3 separate regions of the Homo sapiens genome follow, and regions 2 and 3 are each linked to region 1. The links are chromatin contacts, found by Hi-C in ENCODE. All regions are on one chromosome and are shown on one strand. The core of a region is the stretch at or near the end of the contact, and the rest is flanking DNA. Distances in the headings are between cores, read along the strand shown.

Region 1 (4,729 bases), core at 775-3,274:
GGCTCACTGCAATCTCCGCCTCCTGAGTTTAAGCGATTCTTCTGCCTCAGCATCCTGAGTAGCTGGGATTACAGGTGCCCACCAGCACGCCTAGCTAACTTTTTTGTATTTTTAGTAGAGACAGGGTTTTGCCACGTTGGCCAGGCTGGTCTCGAACTCCTGGCCTCAACTGACCCGCCCGCCCCAGCCTCCCAAAGTGCTGGGATTACAGGCATGAGCCACAGCACCAGGTCACTTATTTTACTTAATATTACTCAAGTCTTATACTCCATTTCTATGCACACGTCTCAATTTATGTTCCTCAATTACCTTATCTCCTAATAAAGTAAAAGTATTTACATTACCTGCAGATATAAAACTAACAGTAAAGAATGGGTACCTAGTCCCACCTACTCTAGGGAATTAGTTCATACCAAGCCTTGTACCTTGGTTGCATGCAAATTTAATGCAAAAAAAAGGTCAAGGGCTATTGGGCTTGAAAGGGTTAAGGCAGCTTCCAAAATTGAATCCTAGTGATGCTCAGAGAAACTGCTGAAAAGTTATAGATAGATATACACACGCACACCTGTGTGTTCATATGCAAACATACATGAGCCCACACACCCAGAGTACTTTCCTAAGGATGAAACTCAGAGTAATTACAGAAAAGAGAAATGCCACTTAGACCACAGAAACTAACAACATGAAGAAGCCTACGGATTTGGGGAGCCTGGAGAGACTTAAGTCATAGAACAGCATTTAAATATATTTGTCTGCTTACAATTTCCATTGCAAATGTGATTAGTTTGCTTGAATAAATAGGAATATGATGTGTTGGCCATGTTTTCCTCTTGAGGGTTATCACAGAGTTTTGATTAAGGACAAATGTTTGAAATGTTAGGTATATTTAAGTTCACTGCACTTAAAATGAGCTAAGAAGTTGTATAGGCTTGATTAGAGGGCTGCCTTCGTGAACTTAAATTAAAAGCAATAAATTCCAAATGATTCAAGTGATTGGGACTAAATATGGTATTCTGCCAGAGAAGTTGAAATGCAGTCCAAAGAGACTGAAATGGTGTCCAGGTTTCAAGAAATGGTGAAAGAGGAAAGGTCAAGTGTTGGAGTTGCCTTTCCTCTGGGTTAGTGAATGATTCACATTACACAGAACCCCTTTCAAGTACAACTTCACAGGAGTGACAGGCTCCCAGGACAATCTGTTTCATCGTTCCCAAAAAGAAGCCTCTCAAATGCTCCGAGGCGGGTATCTAAGTGTTGTCAGATGGAGAGAGGGAGGGGGAAGATGGGAATGATGGGAAAGCGGGGAGGGGGAGAGTCCCTGGACTTTTTATTCACAAAGGCGCAGACCAAGTCTCCTAGGCAGTTTCCAAAACGGAAGTCAAAGTAACTTCCCCACCCGCGGGAGGGCGGAGCCCTTGAAACGTAATAGGATCAGGCTTCAGCCCGGGCTCTGGCCCCTGGAAGAAGCCGGAGTCAACAACCAGCGGGGTCAGGAGCAGGAGCGCGCTGGGAAGGTAGAGAGGACCCCCAGCGCTTGCCGGCCCAGGGTGCACCAGGCCCCAGTCGCGCCCGCTCCTCCTCGTCGGCCCTGGCTCAGCCCCGTCAGGCACCAACTTCCCTCCCCGGCCAAGTGGGAGTGTCCGGCCCACAAAGTTTCCGCTGCGAGGTCGGGCCTCGGTCTCTGCACCGACCGCCTGTGCTGCCCGGGAGGAGTGGCCCCCTCCCTCCAGCAGCCGCAAGGTGGAACGGCTGCCCGGCACCCCATTTTGCTCCGCCTGTGGCACCAACCCAGACACGTGAGCGCCCGAGCCTCTCGCACCCCCAGGCTGATCCGGCAGGCGCGCTCCCCCCGGCCTCGGGCCCGCGGTTACCTTGGCGGCCGCCATGATTCGCCCCGGTTGCGGGCGACTGCGGGACCCACTGACTGGCTGGCTGGCGTTTGGGACCCGGGCGGCTCACTTCTAGTCCCGGCGGCGGCGGCGGTGGGGGCGGCGATACGGCCAGGCAGCGTGCGTTCCTGGCCTGCCTCCCCACGCCCTCCCGCCGGCGCGGGTCATGTGGATGCTGCCCGCCCATTGGCTGGGCCCAGCCTTGGCCGCCGGGGTGCGCGTGATCCAGCGGCCTCTGCCCTGCAGCCGGGGAGGGCTCAGATCCTGGGGCAGTGGCTGGACAGGGACACGTGACCCCGCTGCGCTGTCCAGCAGCGGCGGCCTCTGCGGCGTGGGCAGAGGTAACTTGGCCGTGTGCAAGCCCGTCACCTGAGGGCAGGTGGCCCCACCAGGGAAGCTGCTGGCTTCTGCTGATACCAGGGGCTACTGGGCCCTCGGACCGATGGGAGGGGCAAGTAACGACAGATGGTGCACGGCCTGGGGAAGTTGAGAACTCCACTAGGACACATACTTTGCTGGATATTTTTTCCCCTGTGCGTTCCCTTTGAAGGAGCTCCACTTTACACTGGATCCAAAAAGACTTTGATCCAAAAGCATTGACTTAGAAGGCGAGATTGCAAATATTGCTGGCACGCCTACTTTTAGATCAAAATCGGTGAACTCTTAAGAACCCAACAAGTGAATGTAGTGCAGAACGTATATTCATGAAACTACTCCATTTCAGCCCTACCTGTTAAAACGGTAGAAGTCAAAAGGCCCGGGTCAAAAGACTTCCCCCAAATAGGCCCTACTAAAATAAATAAACAAGCATTTTAATGAAAATTTGCTTATATGACCTCCAGGCCTTACTCCTCTTCATCAGGATTTCATTCTTCTGTCCTTGTAATCAAAATTTATAAGACAGTGGTGATCAGGGAAAAGGACTTTTAATGTATTGTAGGTTGTGGATGTAATATGGCAGCAAAAAGCACTTATTACTAATCAGTTTAATTCATTAACGTTGATTGAGTGCCTTCCTACTATGTGCTAGGCACTGTGCTTGGTGCTGGAAACCCCGAAATGACTTAAGAACTGGTTCCAACCGTTAAACAGCTTCAGGGCTATTGGGAAAGAGACACATAAATGTTTACTTCAGTATAACCTGTTAAGGCAGCAGACTGTTCCCAGGGCTCAATAAGAATACTGAGAATTCTCATGCCACTATGAAGAAATACCTGAGACTGGGTAATTTATAAACCAAAAGATTTAATTGACTCAGTTTCGCATGGTTTGGGAGACCTCAGGAAACTTACAGTTGTGGTGGAAGGCACCTCTTTACAGGGTTGCAGGAGAGAGAATGAGTGCCAAGCAAAGGGGGGAAAGCCCCTTGTAAAACCATCAGATCTCATAAGAACTCACTATCACAAGAACAGCATGGGAGTAACCGCCCCCATGATTCCGTTGTCTCTCACCGGGTCCTTCCCATGACATGTGGGGATTATGGGAACTACAATTTAAGATGAGATTTGGGTAGTGACACGGTCAAACCATATCAAAAGGTAACTTGATCTTGAGCTATGGGATTGGGGCAGTGGCACGACTAGTGGAAGGAGTCTGGCCCAGCAGGTAGGGGCTGTGTCATGGTGGGTCTTAGGCGCCTTGCTGAAGGGTATGCACCTTAACTGAAGGGTTTTAAGTCAGGAAGCAGCATGACTAGGTTTTCGATATAGAAAGATCTCTCTATGGTCTGAATGTGCCCCCCAAAATTGATGTGTTGGATACAATCTCTAATGCATCAGTGTTGGAAGGTTGGGTCCTTGGGGAGGTATTTTCATCACAAGGGCTCTGCCCTCATAAATGGATTAATGCTGCCATAAAAAGAGGTTTGGGGAGTGGGTTCACTCTCTCTTGCTCTTCTGCTCTTTTGCCATATAAGAACATAGCATTCCTCACCTTTGAAGGACACAGCATTCAAAGAGCCATCTTGGAAGCAGAGAAACCAGGCCGTAACCTGCCAGCACTTTGATCTTGGACTTCCTAGCGTCTAGAACTGTGAGAAATACATTTCCGTCCTGTTCTTCTAGTCTCAGGAATTCCCTTACAGCAACACAAAATGGACTAAAACACTGCTTGCAGTATGGAGGATGGGTTCCAACTGAACTACCAGGATGTCCAGACGAGACAGGCTGGGGATGGGCTAGGACTAGAGGAATACATAGAAGGTAAAATTAGTGGGGTTGGGACGGAAAAAGGGAGTTGTGCCATATTGCACATAGACTTGTGGTATGGGTGTCTGGAAAAACACCTGAGATTGGTAATTCAAGAGGAGTGTTTTGAGGTGTGTGAGTCTGTCTGTAAGGAGAATGTATGTCCAACATACAAATTATGTTGTAGAAGCTTAAGAAAGAAGCATTACAGAAAGAAGCAACTATTTAACCTACTCTCAAAAGGTTCAACAAAGCCCAGAAGACTTGACCATGTTCATAGGCAGAGAAGAAAGATCAGCAAAAAGTAAAAAAAAAAAAAAGACAAAAGGAAAACCAGGAGAATTGTTAGAGAAAATTATGACAAGGGGACAAGTCTGAAGCTCCTGTGGAGGATGGCCCCAGCTGCCACAAGGGGAGTGTAAAAGGAGGTGAGAAAATACAACCTCATGTAAAGAACAAAATTACATCATGTACCACGTATTTATTTTTAAGGGCATCATTAAAGCTCTCCTTTTATAATGTAAATGAAACAAAAAATTTTTAATGTAATAAAATATACATAAAATGTACCATCTTGACCATTTTGAAATGTACAGTTTAGTAGTGAAATACTTTCACATTGTTGTGCAGCCAATCTCCAGAACTCTTTTCATCTTG
Region 2 (4,729 bases), core at 1,558-4,057, 820 kb before region 1:
ATAAGTTATGGGTTAGGTTCGTCTTTTTTTATATGGATGCCCAGTTGTTTCAACACCATTTGTTGAAAAGAATATTCTTTCACCATCAAACTGCCTTAGTATTTTTGTCAAAAATCAATTGGCAATATATGTATGGGTTTATTTCTGGACTCCAGCCTATTCCATTGACCTATATATCTTTTTATTTTTTTCCCTAATGCTCCACTGACTTGATTGCCACAGGTTTGTATCAAGTCTTGAAATCAGATAGAGTGAGTCCTCCTAGATCAGTTTTAAGTATGAGAGTTTTCATATCTCTTTGAAACTTCAGTGAAAATGTCAAGGATGCACTTTATATAAAAGTATAGATTTCAGAACAGAGCCCTGGACTAAAGGTATAATTTCAGAATTGTTGGCCTATAGATTGTATTTGAAGTCAAGGAAATCAATGGAATCGCCTGGATAAAGAGTATATATAGAGAAAAGTGAATCTATGAAAAAGCCCCAATGAATTCTAACATTTCAATGTTAGAAGGATGAGGAGAAACCAGTAAAGGAGAGTAAGATATACTGATAAGTAAAATTGGAGAAAACCAAGAGTATTTTGGCAACACAAGGACAAAGAAAGAGGTAGTAGGTTCCAGAAGCAGAGAGTGGCCAGCTATAGTGATAGCTACCCAGGGTTAATTAGATGTTCATTAGATTAGGTGACAGAGTTATCACTGACAAAAATAGTTTTGGTGAAACAGTGTTAAAAGCCAGATTTGAATGGTATAAAGTGCAAATGGGTGGTAAGAAACCAGAGATGCCACAGGTAAACAATTGGTAAAAAGAAGTGAGGCTGCAGAAGTGAACATAAGAAGAGCATGATTGCTGGAGGGGGCTGGAGGGAGGTCACAGGCAAGACTTACCTACAGTTGGAGATCAAAGAAAAAGCTTGTGTGCTAAAGGAAATGATTCATAGAAAGAAAACAGCTGAAGATGCACGAGACAGGATAACTGAAAGTCCTTCAGAAGTTGAGATGAGATTAAATCCAGAGACTACGGGATACATCCTCTTTTTTTTTTTTTTTTTTTTTTTTTTGAGACGGAGTCTCGCTTTGTCGCCTGGGCTGGAGTGCAGTGGTGCGATCTCGGCTCACTGCAAGCTCTGCCTCCCGGGTTCACGCCATTCTCCTGCCTCAGCCTCCCAAGTAGCTGGGAGCATCCTCATTTTTAAGAAGCGGGACAAAGTAAAAGATGGTTTTAAATGCCAGAATATTTATAGATTTGATGGTGCTACGATGAGGGAGTTCGGATGGTTTTTCCCCTCAACAATGTGTCAAAGTCACCAGCCAAAAAATGAGAGGAGAGCAGAAAGCATAGACATTTTCATAAGAATGGAGAAGGAATGGGAGGTTCGGGAGAAAAAAAATGGGAGAAGAAACTTACTAGAGAAATGTAGTAGGATTACTGGACTTATAAAAGATGCCATGTGGCTAGGAGCCGTGGCTTATGCTTGTAATCCCAGAACTTTGGGGAGGCTGAGGCAGGAGGACCTTTTGAGGCCAGGAGTTTGAGATCAGACTGGGCAACATAGTGAGACCACATCTTTACTAAAGGAAAAATAAATTAACCAGGCATGGTGGTGCATCTGTATTCCTAGCTACTCGAAAGGCTGAGGCAGGAGAATTGCTTGAGCTCACGAGTTTGAGGCTGGCTGCTGTGAGCTATTATTGGACCACTGCACACCAGCCTGTGTGACAGAGCAAGATCTGTCTCAAAAAAAAAAAAAAAAAAAAAAAAAAAAGCCATGATCTTTTCAACCTGCGGAAATGAAGGGGAAGAAAAAATTCAGCCCAGCATATTCTCCTTCTTCTTTGGTTCACTTGTTAAAAATGAGGCTGTATCCCATATTCTCTGGATTTCATCTCATCTCAACTTCTGAAAGACTGGAACCTTTCAGTTATCCTGTCTCATACATCTTCAACTGTTATTTCTATGAATCACTTACTTTGGCACACAAGGTTTTCCTCTGATCTCCAACTGTAGATAATAGTGACCTGTGACCTCCCTCCAGCAATTGTGCTCTTCTTCGCTTTTGCAGCCTCCCACTTAGGAAGGAAGCTACAGGGACAAGGTTAGGCATAATTTGGAGCTTACTCACATTTTCTATGTGTAGCCATCACCACTCTTCACATTTACTCATTCATTTATGTTTAGATTTAGTTTTTATCTTTATTGATTTTTAAATTTAATTAGTTTAAACATGCAAGCTTTTTATTTTTAAGAGTTTAAGGAATTTTAGAAATTATATATTAATTTAATCATTAACTTTCTAATTAAAACATTTTTTGTCTCACTTTTCGTAATAATGAAATGAAAATGAAAGCTGCCCACTTTACTCTGCATGAAGCAAATCCTGACAGTAGGAGGAAAATTTGTTACTGCAGGAAAGCCATAAAAATTCAAATGTTTCTTAGCAGAATGTAGCATGGGGGCAATGTAAAGGGGGCCATGCCTTTTAAAAGACTGTTCCCTGCTACTTTATCTGACAGTGACACAAGTCAACCACATGTTAGGAAATTCCCTGGTCAATGAAGTGGAACATGGTAAGGCAAGATGTCACTGGCCTTCATTTTAATCCGAAATAGATAGGCCTGCTGGACAGACGCTGCTCTTACCACCTCACCGCATTCCATCTTTTCATCTTAATCATAAATAAGAACACTTAAGATCTACTTTCAACAAATTTCCAGTAAACAATGCAGTGTTACTAACTATAGTCATCCTGCTATACATTAGATCTTCAGAACTTATTCATCATCCGGTGTAACTGAAACTTTGTTAACTTTTTACATTGTGGCCTTTTCATGTGACTTCATCAACCACAAACTGACAGAGTGGCCAACCTTTCACTCCCTAGAGGTGTCACCTTTCCCAGCCGGTACAGTTATTCCCCATCTCTTTTGTTCTTGTCAACAGAGGGAGACTACCTAGAGATGAGAAGGAAGAAAGAGGTAGGGGGAAGCTTGGGCAATGCTTGTAGGCTGACACTAATGAATTAGGCTTATAAGAATCAAGGAGAGAGAATAGAAGTCCATTAAAGATCCACTTACTCTTTCAAGCCATGTCATCAAAGGCCGAATTCACAAAGAAAATAGAGATAAATTAGAGAAAGCAAAAATGTTCAACTTCAGAAGGGCAAACACCATAAAATTAAAAGGCAATCATAAAACTGGGGAAAATATTTGAGACTATATGACAAAGGGCTTACTATACGCAGAAGTTTTTCAATTAAAGTAATGAGGCTAACAACTAAAAAAAAAAGAGAGAGAAAGAGGTAAAAAAAGAAAAAGAACAAAACGACCAAGAACAGGAATATTTAAGGGAAAAAAAAGAAAAATCATATAAACAGCAAATAAATATATGACATAATGATAGCCTTCATTGGTAATCAGTAACATGTCAATTAAAATGACAATTAGCTATTTTGTTGTTGTTTGTTACGTTAATAAGCATACAAAAGATAATACATATATGACAAACACATAGGGAAGTGCTCTTACACACGCTTAATAGAATGTAAATAGGTACCAGCCTGCGGGGGGGGGGCAAATTGATAACACATATCAAAAGCTTAAAACTTTCTTGTAACTTAGAAAATTCGCCTCTAGGATTAGGGACCAATTCTAGGCAGGAGACCATTTTACCCAGGGCTGTCATTTACTTAGGGCCTCAAATTCAGACTTTAGATGTTATCTCTGAACTAGGTTATACCTAAAGTCAAAGAGATAACTGGGGAGAAAGAAAAAGAAAGACACTGATCATGTAACTTAGAATTGTGCTTGGTCACATGACCTGCAGTACACTAGAAATTAGAGACTTTCTCCTAATTCTGTAAGAGTTTTCAGAATAATGCAGTTAGAGTATATTTTACTTATTTTACCTTATATTTTCATCTTAGAAGTTTTGATTGGTTAAGAAAAACATTTAAAATGTACCACAATTGAAAATATATAGATAGGCACTTTTAATTTTTAAATGTATTTAGAGTCTCAAAAAATTGCTTGATTCCTATTTGCCCTCAGAGAGTCATTTATATTACTGAAAAACTGAAAAATGCTTACATATCTAATAGAAAATTTCATGTTGTTACCGCCATACCATGCAGATATTTAAAATGATGTTTAAAGGAATGTCCATTCACATGGGAAGGTTGTAAAAAGCAGCTTATGGGACAGTATGGACTGTATAGATGTATTTTTCTGAAAATTATATGTGACTATGCATATCAAAATAATATTTAAAATATCAGAGTGAAACTTGATATTATAGCTAATGTTTAACTGTAGCTAAGCAATTTCAAAAAGGCAAATCTGTTATTTTAGATCCTTGCTGCTAGAATAATTTTTTTTAAAGTGTGGCAGCTGGCAGATATATAAATAAGAAAACAAACCTGTGAATCAGATCACTGGGTAAAATTTCAACCCATCTTATGCATGAGGAGAAAGTAAGTGTTTTGCAGGTAGGTCTTCTAACCTGGAAACTAAAAGACTGTGAGCATCTTGTTTTCTTTCCTTTGCATTTTTATGCCTCAGCTTCTTGGACAGCGCTTGGCACATAGAAAGTGCTCAATAAATAGTTACTGAGATTACTGACAGATCTGGGAATGGCTCCAGAAGCCCTGAGTGCATGGATGGGGACCCACTGCCACCTAATAAATGAAAACTGTGTGGTTCATGGTTAATGAAATGCTGCTCTTCATCAG
Region 3 (4,729 bases), core at 1,312-3,811, 710 kb before region 1:
TGTCAAAACGGACCAATCAGCTCTCTGTAAAATGGATCAATCAGCAGGATGTGGGTGGAGCCAGATAAGGGAATAAAAGCAGGCTGCCTGAGCTGGCAGTGGCAACCTGTTCGTGGAAGCTTTGTTCTTTTGCTCTTTGCAATAAATCTTGCTGCTGCTCACTCTTTGGGTCCGCACTGCCTTTATGAGCTGTAATACTCACCGCGAAGGTCTGCAGGTTCACTCCTGAGGCCAGCGAGACCACGAACCCAGAGAGAGGAATGAACAACTCCAGACAGGAGGAACGAACAACTCCAGAAGCGCCGCCTTAAGAGCTGTAACACTCACCGCGAAGGTCTGCAGCTTCACTCCTGAAGCCAGCGAGACCACGAACCCACCAGAAGGAAGAAACTCCAAACATGTCCGAACATCAGAAGGAACAAACTCCAGACACATCACCTTTATGAACTGTAACACTCACCGCAAGGGTCTGCGGCTTCGTTCTTTAAGTCAGTGAGACAAAGAACCCACCAATTCCAGACACATCGCCATACTGTTTTCCACAATGGTTAAACTAGTTTACACTCCCACCAAAAGTGTAAAAGTGTTCCTATTTCTCCACATCCTCTCCAGCACCTGTCATTTCCTTACTTCTTAATGATTGCCATTCTAACTGGTGTGAGATGGTATCTCATTGTGGTTTTGATTTGCATTTCTCTGATGGCCAGTGATGGTGAGCATTTTTTCATGTGTCTGTTGGCTGCATAAATGTCTCCTTTTGAGAAGTGTCTGTTCATATCCTTTGCCCACTTTTTGATGGGGTTGTTTGATTTTTTTCTTGTAAATTTGTTTAAGTTCTTTGTAGATTCTGCATATTAGCCCTTTGTCAGATGGGTAGATTGCAAAAATTTCCCCCTATTCTGTAGGTTATCTGTTCACTCTGATGGTAGAGAAGACCTTAAATGACCTGATGGAGCTGAAAACCATGGCGAGAACTTCCTGCCTTCGATTTCTCACAAGCTCGGGCATACCACGAGGCTTGGAGACTCAAAACCTGAAGAGCCTGCAATCAGATTTCTCCCTTACTATTCCTGCTCATTGTCTTCTGTGGACTAATACTGAACATGAAACTTTGCTTACAGTTTTGTGGCCTGTTCCTTTCCTCTGATTGCTGATCATTGCATGAATTTCCTGAGATTATCACTGAATAGGACCTTTCTTTTTCCTGTATCCTCTACTACACACACTGAGTTCAAATAGAATTATTTTACTTGGAAAACTCCAGGTTTTGCTAAGTTCCAGCCTTGGTTTGTGTAGCACTGGTTGGCTGCCTTAGACTAATTTTTTGGGGGTGTCAGATAGTAAAAGGAGCACAATCAAGCACCAGGTCATCTGAAAGACAAATTTTAGACGTCACTTTCTTTTGTGATTTTGTTGCTTAACCCAGTGCAGGGGCAGTCAAAGCTGTATCACCATTGCATTCACTGTCTAGGTAAAAATGGGAAAATTCAGTCAGTTATACTAATATTCCTTACTACTTGCAATTTATGTTCACTGGCCTATTGGTATGAGCAATGCATTGTACATTACATATTTGGCAGTAAAAGGACAGATACCCAGATGTCATACTAAAATTTCTGCATTTGTTTGAAAATACTAGTTTAAGCAATTACATGTTATGCAAGTGGTTAGTCCTTCCCTCTCCAGCTTGGCTGCCACCAGTAATAATGGATCATAACATCTTCTCCTGTGTGATCTGATGCGGCCTTGGGATTCGTCCCAACGCAGGACTCCAGAGATCAGTGGATCAGTGAATTATGTTTGGGAGATGCAACCCCTGTTGTTACTGGGCTGGGGGCCCAAGCAGCTGCTGGTGGGGTGTTCTGCCCTGCAGCAGCACCCTACCTCCACCCTCCCCTTTACATTTAGAAGAACTGTCCTTTAGTGAGACTGTCAATGGAAAACATGAAAATCATTCATTTAATCCAACATTTTCAATCGCAGAGGAAAAACAAGCAGAAGAGTTAAGTCACCAGAGTCATACAGCTGGTAGGAAAAATGGGTTCTCTAAATCTCAGTTTAAACAGAAATCCTTGTCACACTCTTCTGGGGATTGAGAAGCGTAAGATTTTTTTTTTTTTTTTTAATTGCCTTTCTGAAACTTTAGAAGAATACCTATTTGCCCTGTTGGCCAAAACCAGGCAACTGTGTGAAACAGTTGAATGCTAAAACAAACTAAACAGATGCTGGAAACTCAACCGTTTGTTTCTTGAACAAAATTGATTTTACCTGATGTCCTCTTGAGCTCAGTTAGACTTTGCCAGAGAGAAAACGAGACTGTCTGCAACTTTAACAATAATCACACAGACACATACTTCTTTCCCCCTTTAGTTTCCCATTTTGAAAATAACTCGAGGGCCTGACAAATGCTGAGTTTGGGCAACATGGCTGTGTTCTTGATTGAGGAAAGCAGGCCTGCCTGACCGTGTTTCAACAGTCAGTGCAGAATCTCAAAAGGAAGTACAAATAGGAAGGGTTAAGGGTCCTCTTTTTTTGTTCTTTATTCCACCCGTTGCACACTAGGGTTCTCTCACTTCTTCTTTCAAATAGGCTTCTCAAAATGCACTGTGTATTGGAGCAAAGGGAGTGAGGGATTGTTTATTTTTATTTTTAAATAAGAAATGAAACCTATAAATTAATGCCCTAGGGAAAAAAGAAAGTTACTTTCTGCTATGCACAATTTTTACCAACATTGTGTTGGAAGGAAGAAGCAGCTGGCCTGCGGAAGCTAAGCAGATGCTGGGGCTCTCTCGAGCAGGCTAAGTTGGTGAAAGGTCAGTCCCACACCCACAGCCTGGGCGGGACTGCCTGGCTGCAGAGTCAACAAGGGGAAGTTTAGTAGGTGAAGGGTCACTGCTGCCGAGCAGCAATAACTTTCCATGCCTCAGCTCCCAGGCATCTAGTTTCTGTTCATGGAAATAGAGCTCACTAGGGGAAAGGTCGGGGAGACCAAGGCGTCTCTATCATAGCCCTGATCTGACACTGTGTTCTTGCATGAGGCTCAGCTACTCACTGTGTTCTTGCGTGAGTCTCCTGGCTGTTAGGAATTCTGCTGCTCAAGTGGAAAAAACAGATTGCAAAGTACTTCATAGATCACCCTGTACTGAGTATGGCAAACTGATCAACAGCCTACTTACTGCTACATTTATATTATTTAAAATAACTGCCAGGTGAGATTCTTTTCAAAAGTGTATTTCAATAAAGAAACCTGTAGGTTTTCTTATCAATTGCTCTAGAGCAATGATTCCTAATCTTCAGGTAGTTTAATTTGCAACATTGCTGTGAAATCTTTAAAACATGGTGTTTGAAATGACTCCAGGTCAGCAGAGAACTTCTCCATGTTCTAGACAAGTGCTTTTTAGATTGTGGGTTGTAACTAATTAGTGGATCATGAAATCAGTTTAATGAGTCACGAACAGCATTAAAATGAAATAGAATCAAGGGAAAAAAGCATCTTTGTGGTAAGGGCAGTTTTTTTTTTTTTTTTTTTTTTGGTGTCAAATTTTTGTTTCAGGTCTATCTGAATGATGATGTAAGAAGACCACTGTTCTAGATTTTAAGAACAAAAGCTTTGCTGCCTTGAACCCCCAAATAATTGCTCAAATTCAAACTGGTTGTTAGCTTTTTTAAAAGCTCAGCTGATTCCGCAGGATGTTGTGGCTGTGAACTGGGAAGCCTGCCATGCTATTATTTTGAAAAGTGCTGTGCAAACAGTGTTCCTCTCAGATGGTTTCCAGAGTTAGTTCCTTACAAGCATTTCCTCTTGAAACATCGGGAATCTAAATAAAGGTAAATAAATTCCATTTACCAACCCCCAAAGGTAAATTAATTCAAGCAAGAAAGACTTTGGTTGCTCACAAGGCTGGATGAAAACGTGTTTGGTGTAAACTTCATTCAAAGAAAACTGAGCTAGCTAAGAAGGAGCTGTGATAGCCTCTCTTAACTTTGGGATTATGGGGTGGTAAACAGGCTGTCATGAAAATGTCTAGAATCAGCTAGATGGTAGGATTTGTGCTCTGAGAGGATGGGGCATTCCCACTGGAGCAGCTGAGCAACAGCATAGAGGACCATTAAGTTATTATAAGAGAAAGAACCCAGAAATTGTATGGAGAGGACAGTAATGGTGCATGGCTTTAATTTTTGGATGGCCTATTTTTCCCTGTCCTTTCTTCTTCTTTCTTATTTTTCTTTTGATTTTCTTTTAAGTGAGTGCTTCTGAGTTATGCTAATCCTTCCTTGGCTGCTAACGGATATGGTATTTCAGGATGCAATTGGAAAATCTATACCCTACATCAATTTGAAAGGAGATAGGAGGCCATAGAAATATTAGACATATTTAGGACGTCTCTGAATGACTGAGATTTCTACATTTTATCTCAATATTTTGACACAGCCTTTAAGGAAACTCATATTTTTCTTTTGCCTCTACATTGAGGAAGAATAATTAATATAATGTACTCTATCTTTCAGAGAAAGGTGTCTAATGGTCTAGTCTACCAACTTCACTATGCTGATTTATGAAAGAATTGCTGAAACCCAGTGAATAATAGCATTTGCCCTTCTTTCTCAAAAAAGCAGCATTTGCTTTCTTCTGGCAAGGAATAATTAAGCTAATTTCTCCATGAACCTTGGAAAAAGTGGCAACGAATAATGGATTTGTCCCTCAAAGAACATTTCAAGCAAACATCTT

What was found. Hi-C counts contacts between places; a loop is a spot of excess contacts on that map. Pooled maps may share reads with other maps.
Region 2: a pooled map shows a loop between it and region 1 (25-fold over the local background). The contact joins the enhancer-like site here to the promoter of SLC25A13 in region 1. A Hi-C loop is called at or near these places in 7 of 37 single-sample maps with no recorded cell type and 11 of 50 pooled maps.
Region 3: a loop to region 1 is called in a pooled map, with 10 times the contacts of the local background. The contact joins the enhancer-like site here to the promoter of SLC25A13 in region 1. A Hi-C loop is called at or near these places in 2 of 37 single-sample maps with no recorded cell type and 6 of 50 pooled maps.

Annotation. Positions count from the first base shown.
Region 1 is chr7:96,320,074-96,324,802 of GRCh38, forward strand. SLC25A13 (solute carrier family 25 member 13) reads right to left here and starts at 2,025. Exons shown (of 18, transcript NM_014251.3): 1 at 1,869-2,025. The coding sequence starts at 1,883. RefSeq lists a silencer at 1,821-2,160.
Region 2 is chr7:95,498,829-95,503,557 of GRCh38, forward strand. The region is part of intron 2 of ASB4 (ankyrin repeat and SOCS box containing 4); the gene reads left to right. Among named protein-coding and RNA genes, the nearest start is that of ASB4, 15 kb to the left of the region's middle. RefSeq lists a silencer at 1,929-2,223 and an enhancer at 2,522-2,571. Within about 2 kb of position 2,808, at least 2 of the 41 ENCODE cell types and tissues checked have a DNase peak (open chromatin) inside an H3K27ac peak, as active enhancers do.
Region 3 is chr7:95,606,035-95,610,763 of GRCh38, forward strand. PDK4-AS1 (PDK4 antisense RNA 1) reads left to right here. Exons shown (of 3, transcript XR_001745287.3): 2 at 906-3,828; 3 at 4,510-4,729. Among named protein-coding and RNA genes, the nearest start is that of PDK4-AS1, 12 kb to the left of the region's middle. RefSeq lists enhancers at 1,276-4,729, 2,368-3,567. Within about 2 kb of position 2,562, at least 32 of the 41 ENCODE cell types and tissues checked have a DNase peak (open chromatin) inside an H3K27ac peak, as active enhancers do.